Regions from separate parts of the Homo sapiens genome. Here region 1 is linked to region 2. The links are chromatin contacts, found by Hi-C or POLR2A ChIA-PET in ENCODE. All regions are on one chromosome and are shown on one strand. Each heading gives the region's core, a stretch centred on a gene start or an enhancer-like site at or near the end of the contact. The rest is flanking DNA. Distances are from core to core; before and after follow the strand shown.

Evidence for each region. A loop is a pair of places that touch in the nucleus more often than their neighbours do. ChIA-PET counts read pairs that join two places held with the same protein, here RNA polymerase II (POLR2A).
Region 1: a loop to region 2 is called in a map of PC-3, with 4 times the contacts of the local background. The contact joins two enhancer-like sites. A Hi-C loop is called at or near these places in 1 of 168 maps with a recorded cell type or tissue (PC-3). POLR2A ChIA-PET finds 5 or more read pairs at or near these places in 5 of 52 experiments (A549, BJ, PC-3 and 2 more).

Annotation. Positions count from the first base shown.
Region 1 is chr4:142,515,121-142,520,894 of GRCh38, forward strand. The region is part of intron 2 of INPP4B (inositol polyphosphate-4-phosphatase type II B); the gene reads right to left. Among named protein-coding and RNA genes, the nearest start is that of INPP4B, 330 kb to the right of the region's middle. Within about 2 kb of position 1,756, at least 3 of the 41 ENCODE cell types and tissues checked have a DNase peak (open chromatin) inside an H3K27ac peak, as active enhancers do; they include PC-3, where a contact is called at or near this core.
Region 2 is chr4:142,406,675-142,412,424 of GRCh38, forward strand. All of the region lies in intron 5 of INPP4B (inositol polyphosphate-4-phosphatase type II B), which reads right to left. Among named protein-coding and RNA genes, the nearest start is that of INPP4B, 440 kb to the right of the region's middle. Within about 2 kb of position 2,402, at least 2 of the 41 ENCODE cell types and tissues checked have a DNase peak (open chromatin) inside an H3K27ac peak, as active enhancers do; they include PC-3, where a contact is called at or near this core.

The sequences.
Region 1 (5,774 bases), core at 506-3,005, 110 kb after region 2:
TATATAAAGATCTTAGTAGTAGCAAAAACAAGGTTTAATTTAGTTATGCCAAATTACTCTTTGAATGGCCTCCTGAAACTCTTGCCTGGAAGACTGTGTGTGGTCATCTAAGAAGGGCTATTCGTCAACTTTCACTCAGATGAATTGTTTAACATGGGATGTGGGGAGCCTGAACTCCTGAAACCCACTAACTCTTGGTCACAGACTTCTTGTCAAGTTTCCAATGCAATCATGGTGGGTCATGAAAACGAAATGCTGATCGTCTTATTTAAATTCTCTCTGGTGTTTCCTTCTGTTCTTAAAGCCCTCATTAAATGCCTTTTTTTTCACACTAACACAAATATTTTCAGAGAAGACTGTCTTGAAGTCCAGAACTCTGCACTTGAAAAAGGACTCCAAAAGACAAGGGGGTGACTAAGTCCTGCACCCAAGGGTGTAAGGGAATTCAGAGACTCATAAGGTAGCCTTCACACTGTCCTCCTCAGCAACCTAGCCCCCGGCCATTGGAGTTAACTCAGAGCAGTGGGAAACAGGGCTCATCAGGTGGGCTTGAGCCAGAAGGCTCCTTCTTTCATATAATTCATATGTGTAAGGATATGATGTTCAAAGGGTTCCATGGCTAAAACCAAAGTCTGAAAACCACAGAGCCAGTGATGTGAATGCAGGCCTTCTAAACTATAGTGTGATTTTCTCATTCTACTTTTTAATATTATTATGGATGTTTGTTCTTGAAAAAATTTAAATGCTTGTTTTATTGGAAATTGCTTAATTAGACAATAAATCCCATGAAAAGGCATTGTTCTAAGTCAAAGATTCATTTTTGTTTTTTCTACCATTATGTGCAATAAACACATTTAAAATGCTGCTCCTGAAGGGATTCATTTATTGGAGAAAGCAGGAGCAGTTGACTAAATTTTTCCATCCAAAAATTTAATTCTCAAAGGGGCAATCCAGTCAGTCAACTTTTCCAGAAAAGAAATTCACCAGATTTCTTGGTTGTCATGAAGATATTCAGGGGAAGGTTTTCAGCAAAAGATCTCTTTTTTTGCTGAAAGTGAGGACTCTGAGGATCTCAATTCTATTACTGCAAACTGGATATTTAATCCCAGGATATAGCCCAATACCAAAGGAATACTGAAAAATAGTCACTATGAACAGAAATCCAACTTAATTCAATGTACATTATTTGTCTTAAACAGGAGCAAACAACTACAGGATACGGGATTTAATAATAACAGTAAAGAGGTATAATGCTTACTATGGGCCAGGCATTAGTTCAAGTATTTATACACATAGGTTCATTTATTCATTACTCCAACCCTGTCAGCTTAGCCCCATAATCATCTTCTTTCACAGTTGTGGGACAGAGAGAGTAAGTCACCAGCCCAAAGTCAGTGTTGGAGCTAGAATTCAAACCCAGACAATCCAGCTCCAGAGATCAACACACAATGTTTAGTTTCAGTGAAATAAGGCAAACAAAGACATTTAGATATTAATCCTGCCAATTTTAAGTATGCTTTTGTCCTTGGTATCTTCCTTTTGTCCCTTTGGATCCACACATTGCTCTGTGCCCTGGAGCCTGTGTGGACAGAATCAGTTAGAGGTGAAAGGACAGTGAGGTCAGGGCATTCATTTTCCTGTTTTGTTTTTTTTTTTCCCCCAGTCAGGTTACTACTGGTTGGCTGCATCCCTCTGTTGAAAGCTACAGCTCCTGTCAAATGACACAGTCCACCCTGGACTCTAGTACTTCTCCCTTCCTCTGCCCCTAATCACCCAGAGATAGCAACAGCTCGCTACTGTTACACTCACAGAGGCATTGCACCACGGTCTATTATTTTCCCTAAACTCTAACCACATCTTTGTAAATACTTGTTTTATTAAACTTTTCCCTACTCACCATTCCAAGAATCTGGGCAAAGCATTAATTTCTTGATCTAGTTTGCATATGACTAGACAAAAAAAAATGCAGCATAACCTTCACAATTCCCACCTTCCACCCTCTGCATACCAGGCCCAGGAAATAAATTCTACAGCAGTCAAAAAGGAGTTCCTTGCTCCCACAACAAGCATATGTGAAAATTATTCTTCAAATTTTTTTCCAGTAATTGAGGTTTGCAAGTAGAACAGTATTTTTATTCTAATAATAGTCATTGGGTCTATTAAAGCACCATGAGTGTCAAGCAGCAGGGCAGTAACAGAGTTATTCATGTTGGGTGTTGGTCTCTTTGAGTTGAATGACCATGCTGAAGCCTTGGTTCAGGTGTTGTAAATCAGACACTTAGCCTAATTAAATACAAAAATATCTAATGTTACGCAGCTGACAATACTAGACAGTTGGCTTCCCGGAACTGGGTAGTAAAATACATCCAGGAAATGTAATCCTATGGAGCAAAGAGATACCAGGTGCATCCTTGCACTCCCTTCAATCAAATTAGCCATTCATCAGAAACAGTGCATCTTATGAATATGTCTTAGCCTTAAACAAAGAAAGTGAGCTTCTAAACTGACCTTAACATCTCCTCTTCAAAACGTCTTAAGTTGCTCTTGCCATTTACTTTAGCAGCCCACCTAGTGATGAGAATGGAGTCTATTTCCATTGAAAGAGATGTAAGAACAATACCCTGAGCCACAATTTTTAAAAAACATGGCCATCAATCCCTCCCTCTCCCCTAATATACCTTAATAGTGCTAATAGCTCTTCACACCTCCACTTCTGGTTTCTATATTGAAAGTACAGATTCATAGCTAAAATTCAGCAGGTCTGGTATTGATGGATGTATTTCCTTTTACCATATCTTGATATTTATAGTGAAATGTATGTAGAGGTAAATTACTCACTGTCTTTACTAATAAATCTTATTGTTTCATTATCACAATGTGTCACAAAGGTCTTAAAATGTAGGAGCACATAACATGTACCAGCAGAATAGATACAATAAGTTGACATCTTCCTGAATTACAATTTCATAGAGCAATGGCTGGAAATGAATCCATAATATATTGATCTATTTCAGCAATTAGCATTTAAATAATCTCTTGGGGGCACTCCTGGGCTAGTAGGATGCAATGACCAAAGATTAAAAGTCAGAAACCCTAAATATCATTCCTCTAATTATAACTCTGGCACCATCTTGATGTGTGACACCAGAGTTTTCCCAGTATAAAATGACAGTTCTATCCACATAACCTGATTGACAGTTATTGGCATGAACAAGTGACTTATAAGCACAAACATTAATATAAAAAAGCATGTGACACTTCACCTAGCAGAAATCAGTCAAATTATTTTTAGTGATTGATATTTTCATTACCCTGAATTATAATTAAGATACAGCAGTTCTTTAAAATTATATACATGCTATGTCTTTCCCTCCCCACCAGTGGTAGCCAATCTCTAAGGTGACTTCCTCTAATGATTGTCACATTCTGTTACACACACACTCACATAACTCTCCCCAACACTGATCAGAGCTAACCTGCATACCCAATATGATATGCAGAAATGAGAGTGTATGACTTCCAAGGTTAGTTTATAAAACTCACTGTTGCTTCTACCTTACTCTCTCATATCATTCACTCTAGGAGAGCCTGTTGCAATGTAAAAAAGACACTCAAGTAGCTCAGTGGAATGGCCCACATGATGAGAAACTGAGAGCCAGCGTCAACTGCCCATCACATAATTAAGCAAGCTTGGTAGCAGACCTTCTTGCTCCGGTCAAGCCTTCAGATGACTGGAACCCCAGCTGACAACTCCACTGTAACCCTATGAGAGCTGCCAAGCTAGAATCACTCAGCCAAGCCACTCCTGAATTCTGGATCCCCAGAGTCTGTGTGAGATAATAAATGTTCATTGTTATAAGCCACAAAGGTTTGAGGCCACTTGGTACAAAGCAATAGATAATTAAGACATTCTTCATTCTAAGTTTTTACTCTATACAAGGTTTATGTCGTATGTGTATATATCCTTTCTGCCACCCCCTAACATACACACAACCATCTTTCAAGCAAGTCCTCCGTATAGGAGCACAGGAAAATATCCAGGAGCAATAGGTGGGCGTGTACACTTTGATAATCACACACTTTTAAGGAATTAAAACTCTAAGTTATTTGTGTCCATTGCTATACCTGCATACATAATGAGGCCCATCTGTAAAATTTCCTCATACAAGAAATTATTCACAAAATTAAATATCACATGTTTAATCTTCATTAATATATATATGCTAATTAATTTGTAGCACAATACATCATTCCATTTTCTTACAGTAGCATAAGCAGACTACTGCTGATATAATTTTATTACCCAGGTGGTTATAAGCATTGAGTTAATGTCTTGTCATTGACTTCTGCTAACTGGCAGAATTGAGTTGTTTCATACTATTTCAGCTGGCAGTGAGATAAATGAGTTACACAGTTAAGAGGGACATCTGCCTGAAATACTGATAAGCTGTAGCAGGACAGTTTAAAGCAAATATGAATTCCTTCAGCAGCAGAAAATTTTTACACAATTATTAACTGTAACTTCACTGTGAGTCATGATCACATTATATAAAAATGCTAAAGTACTAACATTACCAGAAGCACTCAAAGCACATAATCTATTATTCATTCCATCTGTCCTTTGTCTTACATAAAATTAATTTATCATTAACATTTCAGATCAATGTTAAAATATGATAAAATTTGAGAAGATAAACATTTACTCTTTATATCACTATATTTCCAAGACTAAAACGACAAAGCAGATGAAAGATCATATCTTTGAAAACTTTTGGATACCTGAATAATCTCTGTAATAGAATTGATTAAAAACTGTTTTCAGTATTAGTTTCCAATACAATAATGGTTTGAAAACACAGATTATTTTATTAGTATTGATGTAAATTTCTTCTATGAAAATCTGGGTTCTAAATTAACCTAAACAATATTAAAGGTATTAAATTATATTACAATAAGATTTCAACTCTATACAAATTATATTTCTGCAAAGCACAGATGTTTTCTTTTGTATAAGTCCATGAAACAGCTTTTAGAGCGGCATGAATTACAGCAAAATAAAATTTATAAAAAATGAGATTTAAATGTTTTATCCTTCAACAAATAGCAGCATAATTTTACCAAATACAAAATGGTATAAAAGGTAATCATTAGGAAATGAGAATCACAAACTGCTCTTCTGAAACATTAAGATAGACAAGGGTTAGCTATTCATCATAGGTACTAGATCTTTACACATAACTTTAAAAATTTGATATTTTCATTTAATACCCATATTAATACATTTATAAATTATTGAAGGAGTAGGGATGAGAGGTGTTTGCTTCTGACATTAACTTGGCTAAGGGAGCCTTATATGTGTGGCAATACGTAAGAAATAAAATTTCAAGTCAATAAATTTTTGCTTAGTCAATTCTATTTACTTTATTTATTATTGTATTAAAATTGTACCCTTGCTAACCAATGAATTTAAGATGTGTATAGCATTCAAAAATATTTAAATGAATCAATTATTTAAATACAATGGTAAATTGGACTTACACTTAATATAGTTTTAAAAGGGTTAAGTTATTTTACTCTGAGAAATTATTGATGATATAATTCTGAGAAATCTGATGCACTGAATTTTATCTACTACCCATATATTATTAAAGTATAATTTCTCCTCAGATTATTTGAAAATATTTGTTGAAATAAATGAATGAATAAATGAAGGACAGATGTCTACAGAAACAGGTCTGGCAAAGTTTTGGCATAAATATATTCCATTTGTTTGA
Region 2 (5,750 bases), core at 1,152-3,651:
TTTTCCTTATATAAACCACATGCCTCTAGTAACAGAAGAGAGCTTATGAAAGCATGTATGGAAAAAACATAATAGCTACAATGTATTTAACCCTTACTATTTTTGAGGCATTTTGCTAATTATCTCTCTATTCCTTAAAATGGTGCTTTGAATTATTTCAGTTTTACATAGAACTAGAACTAGAGGCTTGGAAACATGAAGTGCTCACATTTACATTACTAGAATTCTCTGGTAGCTTACATCCTACCCCACTGGCTTCATTTCTCTTCTTGGCATGCCGACCTGCCCTCCTGCACAATGGCACCTCTCTTTGGAAGACCCACCGCCACACCACGATTATTACTCAACCCAAGAGACTTAGAGTTTTAAAAAATACTGGTGCCAGGTTTCAATAATGTCAACGTATCACCGGAAGGAAAGAAAAAGCTAGATTTAGATTTTCACTGTTCTTTGGTGGTTATTTTGATCATTTCCTTTACTTGCAATATGAATGTGTTTAATTTTATTGCTCATAAAATTCAACTGTTGGTTTTCTGCTTACAGTAAACAGCTCTTTTTCCGTTTCCTGATATTGACATATATCTATCAGAATTTTAAAGCTGAGGCCACTGTGTTTCAAATACAGGCATCTTGCCCACTTTCTGCTTGTAGCCCCATCTTTTACCTTGTGAGCTCATGACACCTTTGCTCAAAATAAGTCACTTCTTTTCTGAGTTCTTATCAGACTTGATTGTGGGCTGTGGTTATTTCCCAGAAATGAGCAGCTGTTCTCCATTTTATCAGAGAGACTCTCACCCTCGTTCCCCATAAAAACAGAGAAAATTTCTATTACACTGAAATGTTCTGTCCAACCCAATTTGCACATTCCCTAATACTGATAAAAATAATGATGATGCTTTGTATTTTTATTATATTCCACATCTAAAAACAATACGGTTACATCTTGTCAGGAAAACAATAATAGTTACATCTTGGGCTGCACTTTTTTCTTCCTACAGCTCAGAGGATTTACTGTACCCTAAGTCTTATGCAGCATGATATCCTGGAGAGAACCCGAGATCAGGCAGAATTCCTAAGCTGTGCTCCCAGATTTCCTGCTTTCTAGTTCTGTGGCACTGAGTAAGTCACAAACTCTGACACTTAATTGCCTCATCTATCTACCTACCTCTCAGGGTGGAAGTGAGGAAATTGGGCCTTTTTATAAATGGACTTTTCTATGCAAAAAAAAAGTTTACTAATATCATACTAATATATATTAATATCAACATTTACCAATATCTGGTGTTTTATTATTGTGTAAAATTGTTTTTATTGACTCAGTCATACTCAGCTTTTTAAAAGCTGTTACCAGGTCCAATATTTCTTCATAAATACCAAATTAGTACATGAGTCATTGCATTTCATAAGGTGAAACCTATTCACATCATGGATCTGTACATACTGAATCAGTCCCACCAGACGGCTGATAAATAATGAGTGATTGGATTGTTTTGTGAAGATATTACTCATATGATCACTATAAAATCTAATCCGTATGAGAATTATTTAGCAGCCAATAAAGAATCCTGAAAAATCTGTTTTCAGGAAAAAAAAAAAGTGAATGGGTGAGGTGGCTTATGCCTGGAATCCCAGCAATTTGAGAGGCCGAGGCCAGGATGACCTGACATCAGGAATTCCAGACCAGCCTGGCCAACATGACGAAACCCCATCTCTATTAAAAATACAAAAATTAGCTGGGCGTGGTGGCACACTCCTGTAGTGCCAGCTACTTGGGAGGCTGAGGCACAAGAATTGCTTGAACCCCAGGGGCGGAGGTTGCAGTGAGCTGAGATCACACCACTGCACTCCAGCCTGGGTGACAGAATGAGACTCTGTCTCATAAATAAATAAAAAGTTATATCTGTCTTCCAGCTATACTTACCACTGCTCATTAACCAAATATAATTCTACTCTAGGAGTGGCCTGCATCTGTGGCCTTCATCAGCTCAGAAGACTAAAAGAAAGCAATGCTTTGGGATTTTGCTTCTGTTTCGTTTTGTTTATTTAAGAATTCTACCCACTTCAATCTAATGGTCAGTAACAAACAAATGCTACTGCAATCCTTCATTCATCAGTAGATTTTTAATTTCTGCCTTCTTAATGGCTTTGCTTAGTATTGAATTGTTTAAAAGTGTTCTTAGACCTCAGAAGAGTTTAAATATGCAGGATGTTGATAGATGGGGATTCTAGTGTGCTTGTATCCAGTGTATTTTTTATTGAAATGTGGGAAAAATAATAATACAGAAGGAATATATTTTTAAACCATAATTTGTGACTTGTCATCAGAAAAAAAATAAAGAGCAATAAGTGACTTTTTATTTCCTGATTACTTTTGCTATGGTAACTAGTAACATGAGGGTTCACATTCTACTATGAGTAGCTGTGAGTGAGATGCCTACAGGCATCCCCAGCTCATATTTGTACAGGAGCCAGGCAGTTTTCACTCTACGAGAAGGAAATCCTCAGTGGAAGCATAATAATAAAAATAAATGGAGGGGGCCACATGCGGTGGCTCACGCCTGTAATCCCAGCACTTTGGGAGGCCAAGGAGGGCAGATTGCTTGAGGTCAGGAGTTCGAGACCAGCCTGGCCAACATGGCAAAACCCCATCTCTACTAAAAATACAAAAATTAGCTGGCCATGGTGGTGGGTGCCTTTAATCCCAGCTACTCGGAGGGCTGAGGTGGGAGAGTCGCTTGAACCCGGGAAGCGGAGGTTGCAGTGAGCCGAGATTGCGTCATTGTGCTCTAGCCTGGGCAACAGAGCGAGACTCCTTCTCAAAAAATAATAAATAAATAAATAAATAAATAAAGAGACTCAATATCTCCGGTGACTGAGACTCTATCTCAAAAAATAATAAACAAATAAAGACTCAATATGTCCAGGGAGGGCTAGGCACTGAACAAACTGGAAAGCTTACACTATGTCATAAGATGGAACCTCTATACAAAGTCATTGCCTGAAAAAATGAAGGCCCACTGTGTCCTTGATTTTAGGATTTCTCCAAAGCTTGAAATCCCCAGTCACTGTGCAGGTGAACACTGGAACAGCTGCACAAAATACATCTGTTTGATAGATTTGGCCAGAAGTTTTTCTGAGGAATAGAAATTGCCAAATTCTAGTCTTGACGCTTACAGCTACTACCTAGCCTCTTAGGAAGAGGGCACAGATTTTCTTCTGCTCCAGTAGTTCTCACTGGAGAGTCCAGAGCTAAAAGGTGGGACTCTTCAGGATTTTTGTGAAATCAAAGATACTGTCTATACCAAAATACTGCTTTTTATAAAATATCAGTTTCTGTTTCCTGTGGCCATTATTTCAAAATCAGGTGAAGGCTATTGAGTCCATGATCATTTCTATCATTCCAACCAATTTTGGCTGGAAGCCTAAAAATACCTCTTGATTCACATCAGAGAGCTCAGTCTCAGCAATAATCAATTTGAAGTAGAACACAACTGTTCATTCAGGTGCTTTTGAGTTCAGCAACACTGCTCGAATTCAAGTAGTTGTAAAGCATACATTAGACAAGGGGGGTGTCAACAAGCAGATGCCTGCCCCAGGCTTTCACGAGAGTGGTGGTGTGAACCACTGAGGCACTGTGAATTGGTGGTCAACCCCAAGTGACCATCTCTTTCCCCCTAAGAAAACTTTCTTCTGTGAAGTGAGGTCTTTTCTCTTGCCTCACTCTTACTTCATCTCTCTTCTTGCCATTCATTGTTAATGGAATCTAACAAAATTTATCCTCTTTCTTCCAGAACAAAGCAGTGGCCACAGGTGCGTGGGAATCAGTGAGGGGGATATGACAAGAATTTCCACATCTCTACAATTCTGTACTCAAAATTAGCCAAAGGAAATTTAGACTTAGAGGAGAAACCACATACCATAGTGTATGGAGGATAAAGAAATTTTTTTTAACTTAAGATAAAACCTTATTTGAGAGAGCTATATATGACTTTGGATGAATTACTCAATCTCTTTGAATCTCTATTCTAGCATCTGCAAAATGGAAGTAAAAGAATGTACTTCATAAATTTGCTATAAAGACAATAAGGTAATGTATATAGAATGCTAATATATGAGTCCCTTTAAATTATTATTGACATTAATATATAGTTATACTGTGCATTAACACAAAAAATGGATTTTATCTATCCTATATTTTTATACTAATCATATGCTCAAGATATTCCAGATTGGTCCTAATTTTATATAAAGTTATTCTTTTTTCAATAAAAGCATTTGTTAAATATATACCTGTGATTTTTTTCACCTTATTTTCAGATAGCTAAATATACATTTTTAAAAGCTCTTTACTAGATCATGTGTTAATTGTGAAAATCAGAGGCATCATTAATATGCTGCTTTCTGTGAAATCAGATGTGTACACTTGCACTTGTAATTTTCACCTCTAATGAGGTACTTCCAAATGAGAAACTTACAATGGAGAAAGCAAACTTGACTTTCTCTCTCCCAGCATATGTGCTACATGTAAATGGTCAACTCACCCTTTAAGCAGGGGTTTAACTAGGAGGTTAGGGTTCCATTACTCAGTGGATGATGGCCCACAGGGGAGCACTTGCTTAACTACTGAGATGTCCCAAAGGGTCAGGGAAAGAGTTGCTTCTCTGCTCTGTACATTTCCTTCATCAAAAAGGAAGACTATGGATGCTAATAAAGCTTCTTTTTCTTGCAATTAAAACTAAATGTTACAGCTAGAGCCCAATATAGTCTGATAGAAGCATACCTTCGAATCTAATGAAAGCTCACCTCTTATGCCCTCTACAGACACTGCATAGGAGAAATGGGAGAGATAAATCCATGCCTGTTAAGAGCAAAAAGGGCCAGAGTACAGAGGACATTGGCATCCTAGAATAGAAAAGTGGCCTTAATACAAACAGGGGCCAGGCACAGTGGCTAATGCCTGTAATCCCAGCACTTTGGGAGGCCCAGGCAGGCGGATCACTTGAGGTCAGAAGTTTGAGACCAGCCTGGCCAACATCGCACAACTCCATCTCTACAAAAAATACAAAAATTAGCTGGGCATGGTGATGCGCGTTTGTAATCCCAGCTACTCGGGAGGCTGAGGCACGAGGATCACTTGAACCAGGGAGGCAGAGATTGCAGTGAGCTGAGATTGCACCACTGCACTCTAGCCTGGGTGACAGAGTGAGACTCTGTCTCAAAAACAAAACAAAAAAACCCAGAGCTTTAGGGAAATACCATTTGGCTTCCCACCTCCCTCAATAGCACCATTCTTATCTCACATCATTTCCCTAAGGATGTGCAAAAGACTTTTGCAGCCTAGGGGGCAGTTTTTTATTCAGAAATTCTTAATGTTTGTTCAGGTTTCTCAAAACTGTCACATATATGTCCTTCCTCTTTGTACTTCAGAAAATTAGATTCCACTAATCAACTGATAAGCCAATTTAGGTTATGTTTCCAGTCCAATAAATTATTGGACTCCATTATATGGTTTCACAGTTAACATTCTATACCAGTGATTACATCTAGATTAAATCAGTTTATATCATACATTAAAAGATATATAGAGCACTTAAAAAGCCTAATAGCCCCTCTAATTACTTTATTAGTATAATATGCTTTTCTATTTTTAATCTCCTTTGCCTTTTTTTGTTTTTTATTCTTCCTTCCCCTCAAGAATTTTAAGACAGCAATTTTCTGAAGCCTAGGATGTCAACCTCTCCAGCTCAGAT